Regions from separate parts of the Homo sapiens genome. Here region 1 is linked to region 2. The links are chromatin contacts, found by Hi-C or POLR2A ChIA-PET in ENCODE. All regions are on one chromosome and are shown on one strand. The core of a region is the stretch at or near the end of the contact, and the rest is flanking DNA. Distances in the headings are between cores, read along the strand shown.

Region 1 (5,395 bases), core at 919-3,418, 1.0 Mb after region 2:
ACCCCTTTTAAGCAAAAAACTTCAAACAGAGATCTTGTCTGATTTCATGGCTGCACATTTTCCAAGTAGGAAAAACACACAATTGAGGAACATGCCCAAGGCTGCTCAGCAAGCACAGGAGAGAGAGTGGGGTGGGGAGGGAGAGATCACGTGCAAGCAAGCAAGCACTGGGGCAGAACCTGTACCCTCCTGATGATTCTCAGGCCTGTCTGGGTGGCATCACTTAGCAGGCTGGCCCAGCCAAGATCACACGCACAGCAGCAGGATTTTAAATCACAGGGGATCACATGCTCTACTGACTGAAACCAACACAAAAAAAGGTCTAGGTCCATTTCATGTGAGTGAGACCCAGAGGTGCTCCTTTGCTCAGCCCTACCTGCTGGTGCAAGTGGCTGTCCCAAAGTGCAGGCCCCACCACAGCTCCACCCTGGGACACCAGATTCCCTGCCACCATAGAGGGAGTAGCAACTGAGGTAGGGCACACCTAGGTGGGGCATCCCATATAACCTTTTCTAGGTTGGCCTTGCCCAGTGTGACGTAGCCAGCCAGGTAACACCAGATCTGAAATACCCATATGTGCAGAACCCACTGAAGGGGTGGGGTGTCTAGACCTTAAGAGTGTTGGGCTTGTTGTCAGTGGAGGGGTGGAGCAGTCTTCTTGGCCCTGACCTCACCTTAATAGAGATCCTCCCATTTTGGCCTTGGAGGTTTAATATATAGTCACGGAAGTGTACTGAAATAGTCATAAGAAGGAATGTTCTCCATACAACTTTAAAGTTGTACAGTGCTTTCTGCAGTGAAATGAATTTTTTCACGGAATGGATTTTTTTAACGAGTCTTGAAATTAACATGTGAGGAGCAGCATGACACATTACCTCGTGTGTGTGTGTGTGTGTGTGTGTGTGTGTGTGTGTGTGTGTGAGTGAAGGCCATTTGTTAAATGGAACACCTAAAAATACCATTGTTTTTGTTTTTGCGGTTGTCAGGGGCCTCAATAAATGCAAGCTGGCTCAGGAGATGCTTGACCTCAGAGGTCTGGAAAGACAGATTAGAAGTCTCAGCAGAGGACCAAACCCAGACCCCACTTCTGCAGAAGTTCTGTACCCAGGTTTCCCCACTGCAGGCATAACCAGCAGCCCCTCAAAGGCCCCAGACCAGCCAACTGTCTTTAGAAATGCAGACCCAGGATCAGCTTTGCTACCAGCCATGGAATCTTGGGTCAGTGGCCCATACTCTGAGCTGTGTTTCCACAGTGCAAGGCTGGCCGGACAGTGTTTTATTTCAGAGTTCTCCTGTCTGTGGCATCTTCAGAAGTTAAAGATTTGCTTGACCACTATAAGGTGCCCTGGGAGTGTAGACCTCCCACATCCCAGCTGCCTGGCTGGCAGTGGGTGGGGAGTAAGCAGTAGAGAGAGGACAGGTGGCCCGGAATCTAACAGCTTGCCTCTGGATTCTCCCTAGTAAGCTTGGAATGATGCTGGAGCAGCTCTGGGCCGAGGGGACCAGTCTAACGCTGGACGCAAAAGACTGGGCGCCACCTAGTCTGTTCATCAGGTATTAAATGCCCTGAGTTTTCAAAGCTCTGGTGATTCAGTAGTGGACGGGTAAGGTTCCTGCCTCTCCTGGGGCTTACCGTCCAGGGGTGGGGAGGACGTCACTATATGAAATTATCTTATTTATAGCTTAATGTCATTATTTAAAAAGGGGGAGGGAATCACTTGACGGGTGGGCAAGGTGGGGACGGGGTTGGATGGAATGGTCAAAAAAGGTCTTTCAGAGTTCTTCCAATCCTGAACTAACTCACCTGCACCCTTGGCCCAATCATTTTCACTCCCGAGGGTCTGCACTCCTCGTTTCTACATTGGTTTTCTAGGAAGAAAGGGGTTGGACCCTCCCCTCTTTAAGCTGGGTGGGGTCCGAATCCCGTGCTTCTTTCACTTCCTGAGCCGGGCTGGCTGGGTGGGAACAGGCTCCTTGCCGCCTCCCCAGCGCTGGCCACTACCACACTGCCGCCCGCCTGGGCCTCCTTTCAACCTCGTGGTGGAGCCCTGCGGTTTCCCAGCGGAGCCGGGCCCGGGGCTGCTCCCTCGCGGGCGAGGCTCACCTGTCCCGGCCCGGCCCCCTCCCGCGCCCCAGGTGGTTCAGGGCAGGGAGGAGCCGCGCCCCGCCCCGCGCGGTAGCAGCCAACGCCGGCCCCAGGCGGGTGCGCTGGGAGCCTGGGCCGGGAGCCGGGTGAGGGCGCCGAGAGGCTCGGTGGGCGCGGGCGGCGAGGTGAGCTGGGCCAGCGCAGCAGGCGGGGGCGGTGGTGGGTTCGGGACGGCTCACCCCGCGCCGGAGCGAGTGCGGGGCCGCGCGACTGCGGCGGGAGATGCGCTGCGCCCCTTCTGGGCGCGCTGGGGCAGCCAGGAGCTCGCGGGGCCGCGGGGCCGCGGGGCCGCGGGGCCGCGGCGCAGTGGCGGGGTCGGGGTCTGGTCGCTGCCTCGAGGCGAGCAGCTGCCAACATCTGGACGGGACGGGAGCAGGGGGCCGGGGCAAGGCTGGAGCGGTGTGGGTCTCTAATCGTCCAGAGCCCTGCGGGGCCAGTGACTTCGGCAGAGCCGAGGGGAGAGGAGATACTGGGGGTCAAACTGCTGGAGAGAGCGCGGAGCTGGGGCTGGGGTTCAAGGCCGATCGTGGGGCCAAGAGCGAGCGTGCCAGCTCCAGTGTTTCCCCCTGCAGCGCTTCACGCGCGACCAGCTTGGGTGCCGCCGCTTCCCTTGCCCCGGCTCTTTACTTTTGTTGTTGAATAACCTACCTTACACATTGGTTAGTTACCTGGGGCTTCTCAAAAGCCGGGTCTGGAGGCTGCTCTGACTCCAGGGGGCTTGGGTTGTGAGGCTTCAGGTCTGTATGCCCTGTGGCGTTTGGGGGGAGCTGGTGGGTGGAGGGGTGCTGTCCACCTCCCAAGGCCAGGGGATCAGAGAGTGGGAAAAGTCTAGAATGCTATTTAAATTCCAGTAACTAGCTGTGTGACCTTGGGCAAGTTACTGAACTGCTCTGAGCCTCAGTTCCCTTAAAGTAAAATAGGTATTATTAATATTATAATCATTACAACAGACTTAGGTTATATGATGTTCATGGAGTACATAGCATACTGCTTGATTTTTCCCCCTTTGTGTTGATGTGGTGATGTGTGTGTTGTGGGGTGGGGGCATTCTTTCCCACCCTGACTTGTTCATGGTTAGGCTTCCTCCAGGATGCCTTACTTGCTGACAGCATCACAGAGGCCAAGATTAGGGCTGCCAGTGCACGGGCCCTGCAGATGGAGGGGGTGTTGTCAGACTGCCCTCATCATTACCCATCGTATTTGTCAGAATTGTTTTCTTTGGGTTGGGTTTTGGTCACTTGAAAATTGCCTTATACTATGTAGAAATTGATTGGGTCACATAAATGAAAAGGTCGAGGGTTTCAGTTTAAAGCTATAGCTAGTTCCAGAGGCTCATACAAGGTTCCAGGGCTAGTTCTCTCTCTTGTATATCTTAGCTGTTTTTCTCTCTGTGTTTACTGGTTCTTAGTATGGACGATAAATAGGACTTGCACCTTCAGGCTTATCTGCTCCTTCAGAGAGAGAGACAGAGACAAAGAGGGAGAGAGAGAATCCCATCTTCTCTATCCGTATAGCAGTCTCTCTCTGTCTCTCTCTCTCTCTCTCTTTTTTTTTTTTTCTTTTGAGACAGACTCTCACTCTGTCACCCAGGCTGGAGTGCAGTGGTGTGATCTCGGCTCACTGCATGCAACCTCCACCTCCCAGGTCCAAGCGATTATCCTGCCTCAGCCTCCCAAGTAGCTGGAGTTACAGGCGCCGGCCACCACGTGGGACTAATTTTTGTATTTTTAGTGGAGATGAGGTTTCACCATGTTGGCCAGGCTGGTCTCGAACTCCTAACCTCAAGTGATCTGCCCGTCTTGGCCTCCCAAAGTGCTGGGATTATAGGAGTGAGCCACTGCACCCGGCCCCTTATAGCAATCTTATTGACATACTGGACCAAAACAGAACCAAGCCATCTCAGCAGACAGGGAGAGGTTTACACAACAGGAATGGGCACATGACCGACTGTGATTGATAGACTGGCCCACCTCTGCTGCAAGGCATGTCGGTAGGGGGCGCAATTCCCAATGAGAAGTCTGACAAAACAGGACATGTTCATTTTACTATCTCTGTCTTTGCTCACCAGCGCCTAAAGGTAGTCTGCAGTAGAATGTAGACAGCCTGAGGGCCGTATTCCATCAGTCAAGTCTTCATCTAATGCATGGAGGGCATCCTGTGTGTCCATCTTTTCATTCATTGTTTTTTGTTTATTCATTCATTCGACATATAATAAATGCTCAACATATGCCAGGGCCTCTGCCAAGGGCGAAAATGCTTGCTTTTGAGAAGCTCACAGTCTAGTTGGAAAGACAGATATGAGGATAACATCGTCTAGGACTCATCTGTCTGGGGACGTAGTGAAGACTCCCCAAAGAAACTGTAGTTGAGCTTTGAATTGAAAATGAGCTCCAGCCTGGGCAGCAGAGCAAGACTCCGTCTCAAAAAAAAAAAAAAAAAAAAGAAAATGAGAAGGGCTGGTCTAGGAGAAAAATTCTAGGCCATGTGGTAGGATTCCAGAGGGACACTTTTTGTTGTAATATGTTTAGGTTACTCTACTTTCTTGCTTAGAACATCTGAAGGTAGGTCGTTCGAAGTGGCCACAGCTCTTTGGTGGCTTCTAGAAAATTATCTTCTTTTTCCAGGGTGACTAGAGCTCCATCATGCCTTCACATGACAACATCCAAAGCAGAAAAAAGAAGGCCGGGGCTTGCTGCTTAATCTTTCTCTAGATAATAAAGGACAAATTTTCCCCGAAGTTCCCCGCGTCACTGGCCAAAGTGGTCTAACGCTTACCCTGAAACCAGTCATTGGCAAAGGAGAAGAGGGGCCCATGATTGTTTTGCCCAAGCTATTTTCCGGAGCTGTAGGAGGGGCTCACCTACCTGAGCATCCATGCTCCATGTCTGAACACAATCAGAATTCTGTTAGCAAGGAGGAAAGTGAGACTGCCTGTTGGGCTGTTAGGTAGGCAACAAACTGTGTCTCCCAGAGGTGGGGACAGGTGATGCAAGGTCTGGCACAGATTGGTAATCAGAAGTCCAATACCATGGGAGATGCCTAGGGTGTGGCTGAGGGGAGGAAAGGAGCTGAGGTTGGAAAAGTAAGTAAAGACAGGACTACCCTGTATTAGATTCCATGGATGTCACTAAGAAGCATAGTAAATCTTGGTCCAATTCCTCAACAAGCTTACACCTGAAACCTGGAAAAGCTTCTCTGAGTTTTCCATACTCCCAATAGTAATAGCAACAGTGGCTCACTCTATGGTGG
Region 2 (5,728 bases), core at 2,504-5,003:
CAAAGCAAAAAAATTAAGAGAACTGACCATCAGAATGTCTGCATTATGAAACTTCTACTGAGTGTGCTAAAGTAAAAGTTAAAAGATTCCAAAAGAAAAGTCAGAGACGCAGGAAGAAATTAAGACATGGTAAACACATAGGAACATCTAGCTCAAAGTACTGTCCAGCAGCAATACAGTAAAAGTGACATAAGTAATTTAAAATTTTCTATTGTTCACACTAAAAGAAAACAAGGTGAAATCAATTATAATTTCAACATGTAATCATAATGAAAAGCTGAGGTATTTTACATTGTTTTCATACTGTCTTTGAAATATGGTGTTTATACAACATTACAATGCAGATGCTAAATTAAAACTGCCATATAAAATACTTGATCTATATTTTTATATAATTTGCAGCTAATGCCGGGTGCAGTGGCTCACGTCTGTGATCCCATCACTTTGGAAGCCCAAGGTGGGTGGATCACTTGAGGTCAGGAGTTTGAGACCAGCCTAGCCAAAATGGTGAAACTTTGCCTCTACTAGAAATAAAAACATTAGCCAGGTGTGGTGGCACATGCTTGTAATCCCAGCTACTAGGGAGGCTGAGGCAGGAGAATCACTTGAACTTGGGAGGCGGAGGTTGCAGTGAGCCAAGATCATGCCACTGGACTCCAGCCTGGGCAACAGAGCGAGACTCCATCTCCAGGGGGGAAAAAATCTCCAAAAATTAAAAAATAATAATTTAATAATTTGCGGTTAAGAAAGGTTTATGTATCCGAGTTGTTCCAAACATACAGGTTTTACAGTAACTGAATCAAGTGTCAGTTTTTAAACTTAATTGAACACTAAATAAAACTAAAAATTCAGTTCCTCAGTCATACTAGCCACATTTCAAGTGCTCAAAAGCCACACGCAGCTAGTAGCTACTGCAATGAATAGCACAAGCATAGAACTTGTTATCTGGAGTTTAAACTACGTATACAATTCAAAGAACAATGACAGCCTATAAGACCTACATGAAGATAAAAGTTGCCATCCCAGAAGAGAGTAATGCTCCAAGCACAGAGAAGATATTGGCCATACTGCTAGAAATCCCTGAGTAAAACAGACAACCCAATTAAAACAAAAAACAAACAAACAAAAAAACCTCCCAAAAAGATTTAAAAAGACAATGCACAAAAGATTTAAGAATTAAAAAGACAATTCTAGAAAGAGGAAATTCAAATAGCCGGTAAGTTTTTGAAAAAGTGCTCAAACTCTTTAGTGTCCTGGGCAGAATAAATTAAAACAACAATAAGATAAAGCCACATTCATCAAGTTGGGAAAAAGGAAAAATAACTCTTGGTGAGACAGTAAAAGTAAAGGGATCTACCATATACTGCTGTCGGGGTATACATTGGTGTATCTACTTTGGAAAAGGCATAACTAGTGAAGTTGAAGATAAACATACGTACTCTACAAAAACCCATGGTAATGTACATTAAGAATACATGTACAAGAACATTCATAATAGCATTGTTCATAACTACTAAAAACGGAACACAATCCAAATGTTTATTAATATTAGACTAAACTGTGGCTCATTTCCATTAAGACTTTTTATACTATACTTATTATACTATAGATTACTACAATCCAATATAAGAACTAGAGCTAAATGTACTAATAGAGTTATATCCCAGCTGCATGAGAGAAAAAGATACATAATGATATGTAATATATAATCCACTTACATACAATTAAGAAACAGGCAAAACGAACCTAAATTGCTTAGGAATGCTGACATAGGTGGTTAAGAAATACTAAGAAAGAAAGCAGTAAATGATTGCCATAAAAATCAGTATAGTGTTAACCACTGAAAAGAATTGAGGAAAGGGATGATCAGGAATAGAATGGAGAGGGGAGCTTCTCAGGTGCCACAGACGTTCTAGTTCTTGACTGTGGCAGCGCTTACATAGAGTTCACACTTTATAGTTTTTCATTATACTATGTATCGATGTTTGTATGCTTAAATACTAAATGTATGGAAAAAGACACAAAATATTTAAAATTGTAGCTAAGGCACATTAACTGCCTTGCTGGTATTTTTTTTTTTCATTACAAAGTGGCAGACAATTGGTTACACTATAAAGACAGACAATTGGTTACACTACAAAGAAAATTTTAAAGCACAGGAGTCTAGTTTTGATTCCATCGGACATGATTACCGTACACAATACAGAAGATACTAAGGGCTAAGCAATGATGCATAAACGGGGTCCACTGCCCAAACTTACAGAAAGCAAAACGTGGAAAATTAGTAACTTTAACTGATAGTGTACACCTAAAGAACCTACACCGGCCGGGCGCGGTGGCTCACGCCTGTAATCCCAGCACTTTGGGAGGCCGAGGCGGGAGGATCATTTGAGGTCAAGAGATCGAGACCAGCCTGACCAACATGGTGAAACCCCGTCCCTACTGAAAACACAAAAAAATTAGCCAGGCGTGGTGGCACATGCCTGTAGTTTCAGCTACTCGGGAGGGTGAGGCAGGAGAACTGCTTGAACCCAGGAGACAGAGGTTGCAGTGAGCCGAGATCGCGCCACTGCACTCGTCTGGGAGACAGAGCGAGACTCCGTCTCAAAACAAAAAACAAACAAAAAGAACCCACCCAACAGAATTAAGTACCAACATAATAAATACGAAGAATTTTAGATTCTTGGTTTTTAAAAAACATACAAAGATGATATTCCTTCAAAATATCTTTACAAAACATATTGAGACTGTGATGCTTTATATTGATTGTATGAAAACAATGAAAAAGAACCAGCACTGTTTCACTATAAAAGCTTTACTAATGTAAATTTATAAATCCTTTCTTAAATATTTTGAGTTAATTCTAATTTTATGATAGAAATTCATTATTTTCAGCAAAAACAGCTGGCATTTGGGAAACCAAAGGCTCAAAAACTAAGAATAGTAACCAAAGAAACTTGACAAAACAGTCCTTTTAAAACTCTCATCTACACTATAAGGGGAAACTTTGATCACGTCCCTTCTCCTTCATCAATCGTAGAACTCAACATTAAGGACTACACAATCCCACATCCCTCTCCGAGAAAAAGCAAAGGCTTTGTGTTGTAGCAACAACGCAAGACATGGAGGGAAGCTCCACTCAAGACTTCCCTGCCTGCTCCTTCCCCAAAGCCACTCCAGAATACCAGGGAGGGTTGAGAGGTAAGGCATGAAGGGCGCAATATCCAATATGAGCAACGCGTGTGATGCATCTGGTCAAAATGCATACAGAGGACTTGTCTCTGTCCCTAGATAGAAGTCCTCCGTCCTGCAGTCATGAGGGTCAATTGCTGAGGCTTCACAGTTCCCTTCTCTCTTACACTCGGACCGTCACGCTCCTCACCTACTACCCCGATGCAGAGGTAGACTCAGGATCCCTGCACTTGTCAAGGATTCCTCGGCAAGCTCACGGGGCGGGAGTGGCCACAAGACGGAGCTCGCCTGGTCCTGGCCTTCCCGGCCTATACAAGCCTGCCCCCTTCCCAATTCCCAATCTCCACAGCCTTCCATCCTCCCACTTTCGATTCACCTTGCGCCACCGACGCCCCTGGCCTTCGTTTGCAGCAAGTTTACCCCCACCATTACCTCTCGCATAAAAGCCTGCATTTACCAGGTCAAAGAGGGGAACCAACGCCTGCAGGAATCGCTTCACCGAATCGCCTGGCCGCGTCCTCTGCTAGACTTCACCTGCCGCTGCGGACCGTACACAACCACTCCCGGCATGCCCCGCGCACGCACTACCTCTCCCACCCCGCCCCTCTCCCGCCCAAACACGTGACCTCCTTTCGTCTCCGTCCACGCCCACTTCCGTTCCTCCACTTTCCCTTAGGAAGGAGGAGGGAGCTGGGGGTGTTAAAAGCGTAGCGACTTCCTCCTCCTCCCCGCCCCCGCTCCTGTACCTCCCGCTACAATGTCTTCCGGGTCGCTAGCGCCTCGACGCCTTCTGGGAAAATAGCTCATTTCCTCCCCTCCCCCTCCTCCTGCCTTCAACCAACCAGCCACCCGTCAGAGAGGGACATGCGCAGTGAGTGCCTCCCGTCTCTTCTACCCGAACCCCCCCTCCCCCCCAAGCAGAGAGACCCCAGCAGCAGCAGCAGCTGATGATGAAGAGAGAGGCAGTGGCAGAGGGGGGGCACCTTTTATTTCTATTTTTAAAGGGACAGGACACTAATTCTACCCCACTTCAACCTTGAATTCAGGGGGGTGGGGGGAAGGCGGCTGAGTTCCTTCCCCCACCCTCCAGCCCTGAGCCCTGAGAGGGGGATTGAGCCTGAGAGAGGAGAAGGAGTTTCTTCTTCTTCGAAAACCCCCATCCACGACTCCTACCCCCTCACCCCTCCAACTCGCCTCCCTCCCTCCACCCTCCTCCTCTTTGGCCGTGAGAGGAGGAGAGAAAGAAACCAAAAGCCTCTTAGCAACACAGACCCTTTGCTGCTGCTGTTGCTGCTGCTGCTGCTGTTGCTGCTGCTGCTGCTACTGCTGCTGCTGCTACTGCTGCTGCTTGGCCCTGGCTGGAGACATCTCACTACACCCAGGAGCAGCCACTTCCCCAGCTCTCCTCCTCCTCCTTCGCCTCCTCCTCCTCCACTCCCCCCCTTTATTACCCTTTGTGTCATCCTCCACAGCTCCAGGGAAGGCACTCAAAAGTGGGGGGCAGGAAAGGTAAGTGTGTCTGTGGGGGCTTCATTGCCTTCCTCTGGCTCTGACTTTCACTCCGGGGCAACAGTAGCACCAAACCACATACGCAGTGGAGCTCCGGGGTGAGGAGGGGGTGGTGCTGGGGGGGGTGAAGGAGGGGTTGGAGTAGGGAGGGGTGTGTGAGGTGGGGTGCCCATCCTGTCAGGGGAGGAAGGGCACTTTTATTTTTATTTGCTGTTGTCAAAAGTGGTTTCTCTCCTCCATCTAACATCTGATTGTGTCTTGCTCCAGTGGGGGAGAATACAAAAACAACCCCCTCCTTCCTCCAATGAGGCGCCAGGGAAAGAGACAGAAAGAGGCACACTTTCTAGATGTCACTTAAAAAAAATTCATTGGAGAGCTCTTTTTCTCCAGGAAAAGCTCCACTGCATTTGTTTCTGAGTGGGAAAATGTCGGGATCTGGATTGTATTGGAACTGCTTATCCATTTGTAGACCTGAGTGTTTTCCCCTTTTTGGTCCTGTATGAGATTTGGATATTGACTTCAGTGTTGGAAGACTTGATTGGTTTTTGCTTTAAGGGTTTCATTTTCCATTTTTTCGTTTTGTCTGACTTCCATGGAAAATTTCAAATTTTTAGTTGGTAGAGGCCTTTGGTTAGGTTTTGACTTGCATTATTGCTTTTTTTTTGGTTAAATGTCTGTTTCATATATCAGTATATAAAGTCCAAAGCTCTAAAATGCTTAAAGTTTAAATGCCACTGCTATTGTCTGTTCCCACATACGTTCCTGATACTTATTTTCCATATGATGAGAATATTAGCTATTTTATAATTAATCTGGGTATATTTGTAATCTTTGTAACTTGTCTGAACAAGTAATCCCCATTGAAAACTTTATGTTGTTCTGGCTGCATGGAAGGCCAAACCTCTCCATCAATAGTTTGCTGGATTGGTACCACTTTCAGTTTTAGCTGAATTATTTATTTACTGTTGTAAATTGAGATGAGTTTTTCATCTCAATTTCTCTTGGGGTTCTGAACCAAATTGCCCAC

What was found. Hi-C counts contacts between places; a loop is a spot of excess contacts on that map. ChIA-PET counts read pairs that join two places held with the same protein, here RNA polymerase II (POLR2A). Pooled maps may share reads with other maps.
Region 1: a pooled map shows a loop between it and region 2 (2.4-fold over the local background). The contact joins the promoter of LYPD6B here to the promoter of ORC4 in region 2. A Hi-C loop is called at or near these places in 1 of 168 maps with a recorded cell type or tissue (B cell), 6 of 37 single-sample maps with no recorded cell type and 4 of 50 pooled maps. POLR2A ChIA-PET finds 5 or more read pairs at or near these places in 1 of 52 experiments (activated B cell).

What each region holds. Positions count from the first base shown.
Region 1 is chr2:149,036,531-149,041,925 of GRCh38, forward strand. It overlaps LYPD6B (LY6/PLAUR domain containing 6B), which reads left to right and starts at 2,169. Exons shown (of 7, transcript NM_177964.5): 1 at 2,169-2,271. RefSeq lists enhancers at 1,239-1,298, 2,512-2,561, 2,602-2,661 and silencers at 1,922-2,261, 2,272-2,431.
Region 2 is chr2:148,016,984-148,022,711 of GRCh38, forward strand. It overlaps ORC4 (origin recognition complex subunit 4), which reads right to left and starts at 3,754. Exons shown (of 14, transcript NM_181741.4): 1 at 3,650-3,754. MBD5 (methyl-CpG binding domain protein 5) reads left to right here and starts at 4,108. Exons shown (of 14, transcript NM_001378120.1): 1 at 4,108-4,701. RefSeq lists enhancers at 3,399-3,996, 4,176-4,275 and a silencer at 3,666-3,825.